2 separate regions of the Homo sapiens genome follow, and region 2 is linked to region 1. Evidence: chromatin loops called from intact Hi-C (ENCODE). Cell type or tissue: heart left ventricle. All regions are shown on one strand.

What was found. Hi-C counts contacts between places; a loop is a spot of excess contacts. Peaks named below come from ENCODE experiments on the same cell type or tissue, not always from the same donor. Only the 100,000 strongest peaks of a DNase experiment are listed, where the experiment ranks them.
Region 2: a loop joins it to region 1, with 2.8 times the contacts of the local background. A loop is called at or near these places in 3 of 110 quality-filtered maps.

What each region holds. Positions count from the first base shown.
Region 1 is chr14:29,545,949-29,553,948 of GRCh38, forward strand. No RefSeq gene overlaps it. Among named protein-coding and RNA genes, the nearest start is that of PRKD1, 380 kb to the right of the region's middle. In heart left ventricle, CTCF peaks have their summits at 3,102 (motif pointing right) and 3,312; no DNase peak of the experiment used is centred here.
Region 2 is chr14:29,801,806-29,809,805 of GRCh38, forward strand. The region is part of intron 1 of PRKD1 (protein kinase D1); the gene reads right to left. Among named protein-coding and RNA genes, the nearest start is that of PRKD1, 120 kb to the right of the region's middle. In heart left ventricle, no CTCF peak of the experiment used is centred here; a DNase peak (open chromatin) is centred at 3,946.

The sequences.
Region 1 (8,000 bases):
AATGGTTTACATTTCAAAGAAATTAGAACAGAAAAGTTTATTTCTACAGTGTCATTCTTGTTCCCAAATTGCATGTTTACTTGAGTGGAAGAGAAATGAGTAGAATCTCAAAGGAGAAGAAAACAGCATTTATTGAAAACCTGTGTAATCATTTAAATTTATATAAACATGTGTGTGTAAAGCCTGAAAGGATTTTGGAATTTTGAAAGGATAATGGGATAATGCTTTTTTGTGTTAAGCCACTGAGACTTTGGGTTTTATTTGTTACCATGGCACAGTCTATCCTATCCTGACTAATACATCTGTGTATTTATGAGTTCACTCGAGGTAATTTATCATTATTTTTATATTACATATGACAAAGCTGAGACTTGAAGAGATTTAATAACTTGTCTGGATAGAAAGCAGTCCAGCTGGGATTTAAATCCAGCTGTCATATGAACCACGATATTTTTTGAATTAAAAGTATTTCTTATATCATATGTAATGTGACTTACGTGTGAATGAAGCTACTATTTTTGCATAAAATATGCCCGGTATGTGAATAAAACTGATTCCTTTTATCCCTTTTTATCCTTATGTTTTTCAATGTATTCCCATTATGGCCATCTTCACTGCATAAGTAAAGCCTCCTTATTCTATAAGGAAAAATCCTTCCTCCCCAATACAGAGTTAAACAAGATACTAAAATTTGTTTCCAATATGTAGCAGAAGACAATCTGTCCTCTAAGAAGAACTCTCTCTCCCCATTCCAATTAAAGCCTGGGGGTAATTGGAAACAAATAAGGGGCAAAAGCCCATATATCTTGGCTACTTGATGATTCTGATGGCAATTCGGTCTTTACTGGACACCTGAACCAAAGTAATTCTTGAGAGCCTATCATTTATAATAGGTGCTATGGACCTAATGTTGTTAGCACCTGTAATTTGGATTGGTTTTCTAGTAATAGCAAGCAAACGACAATCTCTCTCCCCATATTTAACTTTTGTAGGCAAGGCTGTGTGTTTTCAAGAGTTGTGCATGGCTCCATACTACTGGTGTAACTTTTTTTTGGTTTTTTTTTTTTTTTGAGACAGAGTTTCACTCTTCGTTGCCCAGACTAGAGTGCGGTGGCGTGATCTCGGCTCACTGAAACCTCCACCTCCCGGGTTCAAGCGGTTCTCCTGCCTCAGCCTCCCAAGTAGTGGGACTACAGGCGCCTGCCACCACACCCAGCTAATTTGTGTATTTTTAGTAGAGATGGGGTTTCACCATGTTGGCCAGGCTGGTCTTGAACTCCTGACCTCTGGTGATCTGCCTGCCTCAGCCTCCCAAAGTGCTGGGATTACAGGCATGTGCCACTGTGCCCTGCCTACTGGTGTAACTTTAAGGCAAGTCCTTTCAACTGAATAACACGAGTAAATATATTTTATTTCAATCCTGTTACCAAAGCTTAAATGAGTCCAAAGTGTAAGCAGTTTTTATAATGAATAAAAAGTAAAAAAAAAAATTAAGTACAGCAGTTCATCTTACTAAATTTTAATATTGCCTGTATTGTGAGAAAAAAAATTCAGCTTAAGAATGATCTGACTGGCTGGGAGCAGTGGCTCATGTCTGTAATCCTAGCACTTTGGGATGGATCACCTGAGGTCAGGAGTTCGAGACCAGCCTGGCCAACAAGGTGAAACCCCATTTCTACCAAAAATACAAAAAATTAGCTGGGTGTGGTGGTGGGTGCCTATAATCCCAGCTACTCAGGAGGCTGAGGCAGGAGAATCTCTTGAACCCAGGAGGCAGAGGTTGCAGTGAGCCCAGCTTGCACCATTGCACTCCAGCCTAGGCAACAAGAGCGAAACTCTGCCTCAAAAAAAAAAAAAAAAAGAATGACCTGACTATGAAACTCTTATTCAAAACCCACTTTATTTCCTTAAGATACAAGGAACTATTGACTTCGAATTGTGAAAACCTCTCTATTTATACTTTAGAAAGACCAATAAAACCAAGATGATGCTCTTTGAGTAGCTTTTAAGACAAATGCTTGAATATTTTGTAGATTTTCAAATATAGAAAATATCGGGCCAGCATGATGACTCATACCTGTAATCCCAGCCATTTTGGGAGGCAGAGGTGGGAGGATCACTTGAAGTCAGAAGTTAGAGATGAGACTGGGTAACAAAACAAGACCTCAATCTCTGCAAAACATAAAAAAATAAATAAATAAAATATCCAAGCATTGTGATGCATGCCTATCATCCCAACTACTCAGAAGGGTAATGCAGGAGGATTAGTTGAGCCCAGGAGGTCAAGGCTGCCGTGGGCTATGATGGCACCACTGCACTTCAGCCTAGGCGACAGAGCGAGAAGCTCTCAAAAAAGAAAGAGAAAGGGAAAGAAACAGTGGAAGGTAGGAAGGAAGGAGACAGAAAGAAAGAGAAAGAAAATATTAAATATCTTGTGAAAAACAATCAGAAAATGGAACAAAAATATATAAAACATGCAGTAATTATTATCTTGCAAGTAGCCCAAACCTTTTAAAAATGCATCTGTCCACATTAGTTATCTGGCAATGGCCACTGTACCACTAGAAATATTTCAAAAATGCATTTCCCCTACACATTTGTTTCATATGGATTGAATCAGAAAACATGGAAACTACAGATTAACCTAAGTGTTCATTGATGCTTTAGTTTGAGTTTTGCAGAATATTCTCTTAATTTATTAACAATATGCTACATATATATGAAGCCATGAGCTTTTCTATTTAAAACCTGTAGTGAAAAAAAAAAACCTTAGTGAATTTCAAAAGGAGATTATGCCTTTTTCTTATTGTTACTGACATTTATTCAGTGTCAAAATAATGACTATAGCAATATGTGGAAAAAATACTTAAGAACGGTTCAGAAAAGGGTGTCAAGCAGATACATCAGCCCATAATAAAGCCATCAGATAGGCATTCATCTTGGCCATCATCAACTTTTTGTCACTGTTGTTCAAGTTTATTCTAATATAGTTTTGCTGGTATTGTTGTTAATTAAATACTGTATATAAGAACATGGAGCCATTTTAACAGGAACATCTTTAGGCCACAACACAGATGGAGTCATGCAAATAACTAAAATGACCACAAGGTGGCAAAGTATACAAATCTACATCATTCAGATGGGCTCTTCCAGAAGAGAAAGTGTCTTGTAGCAAGCGGGTGGGGCTGGGGAGGGAGGGGGGAGCTTTTTTATGATTGTCTGCTGGCTAGAGAATAGCAAAATTATACTAATTTCTCAAAAATTGGTAATTACCCCAAATTCCTAGTACTTGAAATGATGTATCATGTTACTATTCTAATTTATTATAAATTTTTCTGTTTTAGAGCAAAATTGAATTTCTTAAATCCCAAATATATATTTTAAAATCAAAATTATTGGGTGTCTTTCACAGCGTTTTAAATTCATTTGATATGTATACACGAGTCAATCGGAAAATGGGAGTTATTGCTCTACAAATTCAGAACCATTATGTGATTATATGATTAGTACTAGTTATCACAAAATTACAGCTATTTATATTTCAAAAATTTTTAGTTTGGAGCAGCTAGATTATAAGACTTCTTCTTAATATTGTTGTTTCCAACACTCTGTGATCTTTTATTTTCCCTATAATGTAGTTTGAGAGATCAATTAGTTTTCTTTTTTTCTTTTTTGAGATGGAGTCTTGCTCTGTCACCCAGGCTGGAGTGAAGTGGCATGATTTCAGCTCACTGCAACCTCTGCCTCCCGGGTTCATGCCATTCTCCTGCCTCAGCCTCCCAAGTAGCTGGGACTACAGGCGTGCACCACCATGCCCAGCTAATTTTTTTTTTTGTATTTTTAGTAGAGACAGGGTTTCACCATGTTGGTCAGGCTGGTCTAGAACTCCTGACCTCAAATGATCCACCCGCTTTGGCCTCCCAAAGTGCTGGGATTACAGGTGTGAGCCACTGTGCCTGGCCAGTTTTCAATCTAATATTTAATAATCTACATCTGAAGGCCTGACCTCTTGAGTCCTAGATAAGAAAATCTAAAATATCCATTTGGATGTGCCATACATAATTTATAATTAATATATTCAAAACTGAGCTCATTGTTTTTCTCCCAAAAGACCTCCTCCTTTCATCCGATTTCCCTCCTGTTAACCCAAGGCTGAAACCTGGGACTGCTTAGTATCTATTCTCTTGTTTCTCTGCACCCTTCATCATCTGGATCCTACCCACTTCTTTGGTCTCTACTTCTCCATTCCCTTTCCCCAAACTTAACCATATTCTCCCACCCTTCTTTGGCTTGGCCTATGCTACTTTTTGTTATCCGGCTACTACTCCTGGGGTTGTAAATTGACATACTTTCTGGAAGCTTTTGGCATAATGTATTAAATACCTTAGAAAATTCATATTCCTGTATTTGTCAACTCCATTTCTAAAAATGAAGTCGTGAAAAAGTTGATCTAACATTTTGTAAATATTATTTATAATAGAAAAAAACAGAAAACTTAAAACTCTAAGAATGTTTTGCAGTGGCCAGGCATGGTGGCTCATGCCTGTAATCCTAGCACTTTGGGAGGCCAAGGCGGGCCGATCACTTGAGATTGGGAGCTTGAGACTAGCCTCACCAACATGGTGAAACCCTGTCTCTACTAAAAATACAAAAAATTACCCAGGTGTGGCGGCGCATGCCTGTAATCCCAGCTACTTGGGAGGCCGAGGCAGGAGAATCACTTGGACCCAGGAGGCGGAGAGTGTAGTGAGCCGAGATTCCACCACAGCACTCCAGCCTGAGCAACAGAGCCAGGTGACACTGTCTCAAAAAAAGAGAGAGAGAGAGAGAAGTTTTCGCAGCTATGTAAATGGCATTTTCAAATAAATACTTTCATGGAAAATGTTTGTGATGTAATATTAAGTAAAAAGCAATGTTAGAATAAAACTGTTAAATGTGATCTGCTTTATCCCCCCAACAAAGAAAGCTCAGTCAACCTTCACACCTAGACCTAACCCAATAGCATAATTGCACTTGGCACATGGTATTATAATTATCTTCATTTTTATTTAATGTTTCTCACACCATTCTTCCTAAACAGATAGTCTATGGATCACTTTATCAGAGCAATATGTTGTTGTTTTTATATATTCAAATTCTGAACTTACAGAATTCAGCCAGACCCATAAAATTGTCAGGAACTTTGCTATGCCTTTTTCTAGCTTTATTAGGTGATCTTGGTGATTTCATTTATACCCACTGATGTAGCATAGCTATTTCACAGAATGTTAGGGTTAAATTAGTTACCTGTGTGAAGCAGCTAGCACACTGAGGAGCACATTATATAATTAATCTTGCTCCACTTTCACCCTGACTTCTCTACGTCTCACTCCACCATCCCACCCTTCCTCTCACTCCCCCACACTTCACTACACTATTTACTGCCCCCCTGTTATCTCCATTGTGACTGACTGTCCTTTATTCCCGGAGTGATGGGTCTAAGAGCACTTGTGGGGCCAAAGGAAAACGTTATACAACAAAAGCTGGGTAGAAACTAGAGCACAAGATACACTATGTCTCAGTAAGTGAATGTAACTGGAATGAGGAGAAGGTATTCTGCTAGTGGCCAAGGACGCTGGGGTAAAGCAGAAGTCCCACCTTGACTGCCTCTGTCTCAAGACAACAGGAGAAGTAGCCACGCCGGGAACACTGACAAAATGCAGCCTCCTAGTCTCCATGAGGGAGACTACACAGAGTCCCAGAGACTCCAGGAGGTCTCCTTTAGGGGGCCTCCACAGAGACAGACCCCAGGAGGCTCCTAAAAAGCAAGTCTGACTTTTGAGGAGGTAACGTGAGAAACCTTCTGAGATTTCATAAACGGATTGAAAGGAGCCTGAATCCAAACCAGCTCGTTGGCATTGTCACTTTCTCACTGTACGTTATTTATTCTCTCTACTCAGTTTTCCCATCTATAAAATGGACATGAAAATGATAGAGCTGTTATGAATATTGCAACACTTAATGCATGTAGGGTGCTGACAGTGGCTGGCACATAGTAAGAGTTAAATAAAAGCATGCACACATTATTGATGGGTGGATGTCAGGACTGGGGGTCCCGTGATTTTGCCTGTGGCTATTAAACCATGGACACTCCATGTTGGTTATTGTTTCGATCATATCCTTTGGTTAATTCCCCATGCTCATGTAGTCTCAGGAAAATGATGAAGCAAATTATTAAACCAAGTTAAAATCACTCACCTTTGGTCTAAATAGGACACTCCCTAGAGAACTGGTCCATAATTCAATAGAGCAAATCTGTTACATTTCAGTAACAGAATTATTAAAGCACAATGATCTCCTCAGAGAAAAGGTCTTGAAAAGATTAATCTTCAACTGAATGTTCTAAACAAAAGCAAGATTTAATGTTCCAGCTTTTGTTCTTGAAATAGAAACTATGATATACTTTTTCCAAATGAATATTAATGGATATAATTAAAAGCACATTATGATCGTCTACTGATTTACTCTGAGAGTGGCTGAGAATTCTTTAGACCAAAACTTAACTTACATATGTAGGCATTGAAAGACTTCAAGTTGCTTGTGTGAATTATGTTATAATATAAAAGGCAATCAATTTTAGTTTAATTAGCCAACACTGTGAAATTACTGATATTCTGATATATCTGTGATATTGTAAGTCAAGATTTAAGAACTTAATGTTCTCTTATCCCCTCTTAATCTCATCAAAATGGGAACTTCTGCCAGTATAGGAAATAATATTAACCTATAGAAATTTGTGTTGAAATGAGCAATTCTCCAAATGAATTCAGGTGAGTTTTAATTACTTAACTATGGACTTTCTCATTTAATTTTAAAATATATGCATTATATTTTATAATTAAAACTAAACTTATTTGTGATTATTTTATTCAAAAGGTTTCAACTCTAATTGATTTTACCTGTGATGAAAGTTTTTGCGGCCAGACACAGTGGCCCATACCTGTAATCATAACACTTTGGGAGGCCAAGGCAGGCAGACTGCCTGAGCTCAGGAGTTCGAGATCAGCCTGGCCAACTTGGCAAAACCCCAACTGTACAAAATATACAAAAATTAGTCGGGTGTAATGGCATGAACCTGTAGTTTCAGCTACTTGGGAGACTGAAGCAGGAAGATCTCTTAAACCCAGGAGGTCAAGGCTGCAGTAAGCCAGGATCACGCCACGGCATTCCAGCCTGGGTGACAGATTGAGATCTTGTCTCAAAAAAGAAAAAATATTTGCTAAAAAGTATCCCTAAGGAAAAAAAAAAAAGAAAAAAAAGAGATTGCTTTCAAATTTGTAGGACACCGTTCTCATTTCACTATTATAATTCACTTAGTAGATTGTTAGCTTTGTTAAAATTATTATATATACTGAAATATAACCAGATTTTTAAAAATTATTTTCTACTTACCCTAATTCCACCAATTTAGTAAAACTTCACTAGAAAAGTTCATTTTTCCAACTCAGTTTATTATCCATTTTCTGAGCTGTAGTGGTTTGATTTGTGTTTCTCAAAAAAGATGTATCCACAGCCTAACCACTTGAATCTGTGAATGTGACCTTATTTAGCAAAATGATCTTTGCAGATGTAATTTAGTTAAAGGTCACAAGATAAGGCCATTCTGGCAGGGTGGGCCCTGTGTTTAACGGCACATGTCCTTATGAGAGACAAACAGAAGAGAGACAGATAAGAAGGCCATGTAAAGACTGAAACAGAGATTCTAGTTATTCTGCCGTAAGCCAAGGAGCTCTCGGAGCCACCAGAAGACGGAGGAAGGAAGAAAGGAATAATTCTATGCTGGAGCTGTCAGAGAAAGCACAGCCCTGCTCACATTTTTATTTTGGACTTCTGGCCTGAAGCAACTGTGAGAGAATATGCTTTTTTTTTTTTTTTTTTTTTTTTTTTTTTTGAGACAGAGTTTCACTCTTGTTGGCCAGGCTGGAGTGCAATGGCGTGATCTCGGCTCACCGCAACCTCCA
Region 2 (8,000 bases), 260 kb after region 1:
AGCATCCCCAGTAGCTGGGATCACAGGCATGCGCCAACACACCTGGCTAATTTTGTATTTTTAGTAGAGACGGGGTTTCTCCATGTTGGTCAGGCTGGTCTCAAACTCCTGACCTCAGGTGATCCACCCGCCTCAGCCTCCCAAAGTGCTGGGATTACAGGCATGAGCCACCAGGCCCGGCCTGGGTCTACATCTTTTATACCTGTAATCTCAGACATTAATACATTCCTGGCAAATAGTATATGTTTCATAAATGCCTGTGAAAGGAAGGAAGAAAGGAGCGAAGGAAGAAAGGAAGGGAGAGAGGGTGGGAAAGAGGGAAGGAGAGAATTAATAAATAAATGAAGAATGTAAAGCTACATTTCTGAAAAAAAAAAGATGTGACTCTACTTGAGACTACAGAAAAAACAAACAAGAATAAGTAATAGTCCCAGCTTTTAAGAAATTTAGACCTGATAGTAAATAAGGCCAGTTTGCCAATAACCATAATACAAATAGATTAAGAAAGGAAGAAGACAATACATCTAATGCACAAGGCAATTTAATAATTCTTGTGTAAGTTCAGATAAAAAGCACATTATGAGACTATAAAGGCTCAAAAGCAAACACATGATGTATGAGAACAGCCATCCAAAGATTTTTGCACCACAGTAGATGGATTAGATAGATCTAAATGTGGTTTTCTAGACCTGGATTACTTTACAAGTTAATTGACAAGGATAGGAAGTTGCTAAATTTAAAACAAGGTAACAAAGTGACATCTTTAGAATGATACTATCAGAATGGAAGATGTAAAGGAGAACTGTAATTCAGTCAGTTGGAGCAACAGATAAAAGATTGGAACCTGAGGAATCCACCAGTGTTTACATCAAATTATCCAAGGAAAAGAATCTTATCAGGTGACTCAATAAGATTTTCCCATAACCTGGATGGAATATCCTTCAAGACCAACCAATTCCTTATGTTTCAATTCTGAGCCAATTGAGCAACTTTCCAGTTTCTGAATCTGCTTTGCAGACATCTTGTTGCAGAAAGGCAATATCCAAGAAAAGCACATCACTCACTCTAAGTTAGTATACAGGCACTCCAGTCCATAAAAATATTTTGTGAGGCTTACTAGCCTGGATTTATCTTCTAGGAACTATAGCAACTCTGGTTTTATTTTAAAAATGAAGTTTCTGGAACTTAAAATCTGAGAACCAGAAACTGCATTTCAATGAGCCGGACATGAGACAGGCCAGGTCAAAAGCCATGCAAGACTATCCTCTATATATCCCTCCCAAATGGTAGTATTTGGTTCATACCTGAGTGTTCAGGGCTGAAAGGACCCACAGGCTTAAGGAAAAGGATTAAGGATAAGAAGTATTTCAGTGGGCAGAAATTATGAGTAGACCATTCCAGATGGAGGGAAAAACAGAGCTAAGGTCCAAATATTGTGAAATACAATGTACATATGGACTAGAATAAACAGTCTCATTTTGATGGCACACAAGGTTCATACTTAGGAAGGTCTAGCAAGAATATTTTAAGGTAAACTATGACCATTTTGGGGAATTTTAATTGACCAGATTGGGAAATGATTTTTTTGTTTACTGACAATGAGAAGTCACCAAGTTTTAATTTTTTTGTCTAGTTAATATCAAAATTGTAACTCTATATTAGCATACTCAACTTGTTAAAAACATAGTTGGTAACTCTGAAGGAGTAAATGACCCATGAATTGCAACAGTTTAAGTAGGAGGTAAAAATAATCCAAGCTGGAAACACAGCTGTTTTAATAAAAACAGAGGATAAGAACTTGAGACTCTAAGAAAAGGATAATTATTGGGATTCACTGAGCATCTCATTGCATGTGAAAGGTGAGGGATGTGGAAAGGTTGACCCATACTCCAAGGCTAGTAATTAGGGGTAAAATAATGATCTTTTGTTTTTCAATTATTTATATGCTGTTCTATAACTTTTGAACATCATTTTATATTAATGCTTAGACTGACTTAATATCACCATTTAACATCTGCAACTGGGTTCATTTAAAGCCAAATTCAAAATGCCTAAACCCAATCTCTTTATCTTTCTTGCTATCCTGTAACCACAGTAAGCAGTGAGCTGAAGATTTTCTAAACGTTTCAACCACCCATAAAAACAAATGTATGCGGCCGGGTGCAGTGGCTCACACCTGTAATCCCAGCACTTTGGGAGGCCGAGGGGGGCGGATCACCTGAGGTCAGGAGTTTGAAACCAGCCTGGCCAACATGGCAAAACCCCATCTCTACTAAAAATACAAAAATTAGCCGGGCATGGTGGTTGGCGCCTGTAATCCCAGCTACTGGGGAGGCTGAGGCAGGAGAATTGCTTGAACTCAGAAGGCGAAGGTTGCAATGAGCCGAGATCAGGCCATTATACTCCAGTATGGGCAACAAGAACGAAACTAAAAAAAAAAAAAAAAATGTATGCAAAAGGCAAGAGAACAATCTAACAACATTGTTATACAAGATTCCCAAGAGTAAACTGTTCAAAAAGCAATGTTCTCCAGCTAGTAAATCTAGCACTTTTAGTCCTTTCTTGAGAGCTGACACTGATACCAAGAATCATAACAGTTGCCTGACTTTTCTTAATGCTGTCTAACCCACGAACATGTCCAATGTCTTCTTTTTCCAGAATCTTGTCTCAACAAAGCAGTATTTAGAAAACAGGAGCATTAGACTCTCAACAAGTAATTCACCAGTAGTACAAGAAGCCCAAATATGCCTCCTTGTGCTACTTTACCCATACACAATCCAACTAAAAAAAAAAAAAATGCATCCTAATGTTTAAAATAGAGTTACCACAGTAACAAAGTGAACAGTTAAAAAGCAATGAACTTAATCAATGCAAGTCATTGTTAGAAAGATCATCCCCTGAGACAAACCTCTCAGTGCTAACATTATTGCTATTTATCTGAAGTATTTTCTGAAAAGCTAAGAATGACTGACTGAGGGCTTCAGATCAATGAGGTGTTTTTTTTTCCTTTCAGTGAGCTAAAACTCCCAGTAGACCTAAGCCGTACTTTTAATCATGACATTAATCGATAACAATTACACCCAAGAGAATGCCAACATAGGTTTTCCAGGAAATCTCATAGGGCTTAAAGTGCTAAATTATAGAAATAGTCAATATTATGTGTTATTAAAATGGAATTCAGGTTGGTTTCTTCCTATTTCCCTAGAGCAGAATTATGGTGCTCTAGACCTAGAAATGTTGGTATAGTGCTTCTCAAATTTTAATAGCCTTAAGAATAACATGGATATCTTGTTAGACTATAGATTATCATACAGTTGGTCTGCAGTGTGTCCTCTGATCTGCATTTCTACAACCTCCTGGGTATTGACCATGCTGCTATTAATAGTAAGCAGGTGACACCTGCAGTAGCAAGATGTTGAACTCCATTAGATTGGTCGGGGGAAGAAGTAAAAATCACACCCATTGGCTGAGGGATACTAAGAGGTATTTGACCATAACAGAGAGATTTTTACTTCTAGATATTCCAACTCAAGCTGTCCTCCTTGCAAAATAACAGAGAAAAAGGCAACACTTAACTTACTTCAAAGAGCAGCATTTTCTAAATGCATTACAAAAAAAGAAAATTAATTATCTGGGATATCAATAGGTGTTGCCAGAAAAATAGAATGCTAATAGAAGGCTGAATGAATGGTCATACAACTGAGCTAAATGAAATTAAGTAATAACAATGGCTAACAGTTGTTGAGCACTTACTACGTGCCACGAATCGTTCTAAATCCACAATGTAGAATAACTCCTTTAATCTTCACAGCATCTCTATGAGGTGGGAACTAGAGTATTGCATTTTTCAGATGTGGAAAGGTAGGCAAGGAGAGGTTAAAAAACTTGTCCAAGTTCACAGTGCTAGTGAGCTGATGGGTGGTAGAGCCAAGAGCCAGGATTCAACCCTTGGCAGGCTGCCTCCAGAGCATGGGCTCTGCTCTCTAGAACATGATCACTTTTCATTATCAACAGAAAGTGTGAGTCATCACAAGGTGATGTAAGTACTTGTAAGTTGCCAATGAAGGGGAATATGCAATGAGGAGGAGAGAAGAAAACTTAAGTTATGGCAAGATAAGAGCATGAGAACAAGCCAGAGAAGGGAAAATTGAGAAAGTGGAAGTAATTGTTAGTGAAATAATAAATACAGAAGAGTGTACTGTAGTAGTGGAGACATCACCCACCCAGACACAGATGCACTAAATAGATCAATCTGCTTAGCAAATAAATGCCCAGGAGAGGAAAGCAAGGCAAGAAGCGGATCTCATCAACCACTGGAGGACACAAACAGTTTACTTCCACCAAATGTACTGAAAAGATCTCAATAACAAGAGCCATGATTATTCCTACGTTAAATATGCAATTTACAGATTAACTGGGCCCATTGCTGGGTCCCTCTCTTCTTCCTACAGGATGGATTGGACATTTTGCTTCTAACTAGCAACTTTGTGAAAGTGAGTAAGGACAATTTCAGTTTATTTTGATCTCATTCTGAGATTGGGCAATAGGCTTGGGAGAAGGAGGGTATGCTGTGAAACTGATTAAAATACAATCTAACAAATCCTAGATTTCAATGAACCCTCTCTGCCTGGCCTTCAGGTTGCAGGAGAAAAAAAAAATACAACAAGTAGATCCAATCTGAAATATGTAGTCTGAATCAGAAAACAGCCAGCGCATCATGCAGATTACATTACAGGTCAGGCAGAACAATAAATAAAGTAGTTGTTTGGTTAGATGAGCATTAGAAAATGGTTCGACTGTTCAGGTAAGTATTAAAACAAAAAACTAACCTTGCAAACTCCTGAAGTATGCAGAGATTCCTGGAATATTCTACTGAAAACTTAAAGAAAAGAAAAAGCTTAACTGGAGACAAAGGACTGCCTGTAAGCATCCTGAAGGCATCAGATTTGTAAATGTATTTACAGGCACCAAAACAGACATACTTTTGCAACTGAAACAAGAGAGGTCCTTTGGTCTCAAAGATTGAAATGTTATAAAAACATGCCAGGAATACATTGAACATGTTGTGGATTCAGTTCAGATCACAACAATAAAACCAATAAAACCATATTGTCGCAATATGGCAAGTCACACAAATTTTCAGGTTTCTCAATGCATATAAAAGCTATGCTTACACTACACTGTAGTCAATTAAGTCTGCAATAGCATTATGTCTTAAAAAATGCACATGCCTCAATGAAAAAAAAAATACTTTATTGCTAAAAAATGCTGACAATCGTCTCCAGTGGTCTCTTGACAGGGGATGATTTCAGGGTGAAACTGTTCCACCTCAGATCATCAGGCTCTTATGAGAATCTGATGCCGCTGATCTGACAGAAGGCAAGAAAGCAGAGCTCAGACGGTAATGCTCACTGGCTCACTGCTCAACTCCTATTGTGTCTATGGTTTGAGGTTTGGGGATTCTTGATGTAAGCCTTCAGGGAGTCCTAATCTCTTTGCCAGTGGAGAATCTAGTCTCAATATTGATGGCTGTTGATTGATCACAGTGGTGATTGCTGAAGGCTGAGGTGGCTGTAGCAATTTCCTCTTTTTTTAAAAAAAAAAAAATTGAGACAGGGTCACACTCCATGGCCCAGGCTGGAGTGCAGTGGCAATTTCTTGGCTCACTGCAACCTCTGCCTCCCAGGCTCAGGTGATCCTCCCACCTCAGCATCCCAAGTAGCTGGGACTACCGGTGTGTGCCACCATGCCTGGCTAATTTTTGTATTTTTTTCTAGAGATGAGGTTTCGCCATGTTGTCCAGGCTGGTCTCACACTTCTTGAGCTCAAGTGATCCACCACCTCAGCCTTCCAAAGTGCTGGGATTACAGACATAAGCCACCATACCAGCCCAATTTCTTTTCTTTTCTTTTTTTTCTTTTCCTTTTTTTTTTGAGACAGAGTCTTGCTCTATCTCCCAGGCTGGAATGCTGTGGCATGATCTTCGGCTCACTGAAACCTCCACCTCCTGGGTTCAAGCAATTCTCATGCCTTAGCCTCCCGAGTAGCTGGGATTACAGGTGTGTGCCACCAAGACTGGCTAATTTTTGTATTTCTAGTATAGACGGGATTTCACCATGTTAACCAGGCTGGTCTCGAACTCCTAGCCTCAAGTGATTCGCCCGCCTTGGCCTCCCAACCTGCTAGAGTTACAGGAGTGAGCCACCGTGCCTCACAACCAATTTCTTAACATAAGACAACAATGATGTTTGCTGCATCGGTTGACTCTTCATGAAAGATTTCTCTGTAGCATGTGATGCTTTTTGATGGCATTTTACCCACAGTAGAGTGTCTTTCAAAATTGGAGTCAATCCTCTCAAATCCTGCCACTGCTTTATCAACTAAGTTTATGTAAAACCCTAAATCCTTTGTTGTCATTTAAATAATGTTAACGGAATCTTCACCAGGAGTAGATTCTAGATTCTATCAAAAGAAATGACTTTATTTGTTCATCCATAAGAAGCCACTAGTCATCCATTCAAGTTTAATCATTAGATTGCAGCAATTCGGTCCTACTTTCAGGCTCTACTTTTTTTTTTTTTTTTTTTTTTTTTTTTTTTTTTTTTTTTTTGAGATGGGAGTTTTGCTCTTGTCGCCCAGGTTGGAGTACAATAGTGTTGTCTCAGCTCACTACAACCTCTGCCTCCTGGGTTCAAGCAATTCTCCTGCATCAGCTTCCCAAGTAGCTGGGATTACAGGCACCTGCCACCACACTCAGCTAATTTTTGTATTTTTAGTAGAGATGGAGTTTCACCATATTGGCCAGGCTGATCTCGAACTCCTGACCTCAGGCAATCTGCCCATCTTGGCCTCCCAAAGTGCTGGAATTACAGGCATGAACCACCTTCAGGTTCTACTTCTAATTCTAGTTCTCTTGATAGTTTAACCACATCTGCAGTTACCTCCACTACTGAAGTCCTGAACCCATCAAAGTCATCCATAAGTGTTGGAATCAACTTCTTCCAAACTCCTCTTATTGTTACGGTTTTAACCACCTCTGATGAATCATGAAGATTCTTAATGGCATTTAGAATGGTGATTCCTATCCAAAATGTTTTCAATTTACTTTGCCCAGATCTATCAGAGAAATCACTATATCAATGGCAGCTGTAGCCTTATGAAATACATTTCTTAAACAATAACACTTGAAAGTTGAAATTACTCTCTGATCCATGGGCTGCAGAATGGAGTTCCATTAGCAGCTATGAAAACATTTAATTCCTTGTCCATCTCCACCAGAGCTCTTGGGTGACCAGGTGCATTGTCAACGAAAAACAATATTTTGAAAGGAATCTTTTTTATCTGAATGGTAAGTCTTAACCGTGGCTTAAAATATTCAGAAACCATGCTGCAAACAGATGTGCTGTCACACAGGTTTTATTCCATTTATGGAGCACAGACAGAACAGATTTAGCATACATCTTAAAGGCCCCAGGATTTTCAGAATGGTCAATGAGCACTGGCTTCAACTTAAAGTTACCAGCTGCTTTAGCCCCTAACAAGGGAGTCAGCCTCTGCTTGGAGGCTTTGAAGCCAGGCATTCTCCTCTCTAGCTGTGAAAATCCTAGATGCTTCTTCTTCCGATAGAAGGATGTTTTGTCTTCATTGAAAATCTGTTATTTAGTGAAGCCACCTTCATCAATGATCTTAGCTAGATCTTCTGGATAACTTGCTGATGCTTCTACATCAGCACTTGCTGCTACACCTTGCACTTTTATTTTATGGTGATGGCTTCTTTCTTTAAACCTTATGAAACAAACTCTGTTAGCTTTCAACTTTTCTTCTGTAGCTTCCTCACCTCTCTCAGCATTCACAGAATTAAAGAGAGTTAGGACCTTACTCTGGATTAGGATTTGGCTTAAGGGTATGTTGTGGCTGCTTTGATCTTCTATCCAGACCACTAAAACTTTCTCCCTATCAGTACTAAGGCTGTTTTGTTTTCTTATCATTTGTGTGTTCAC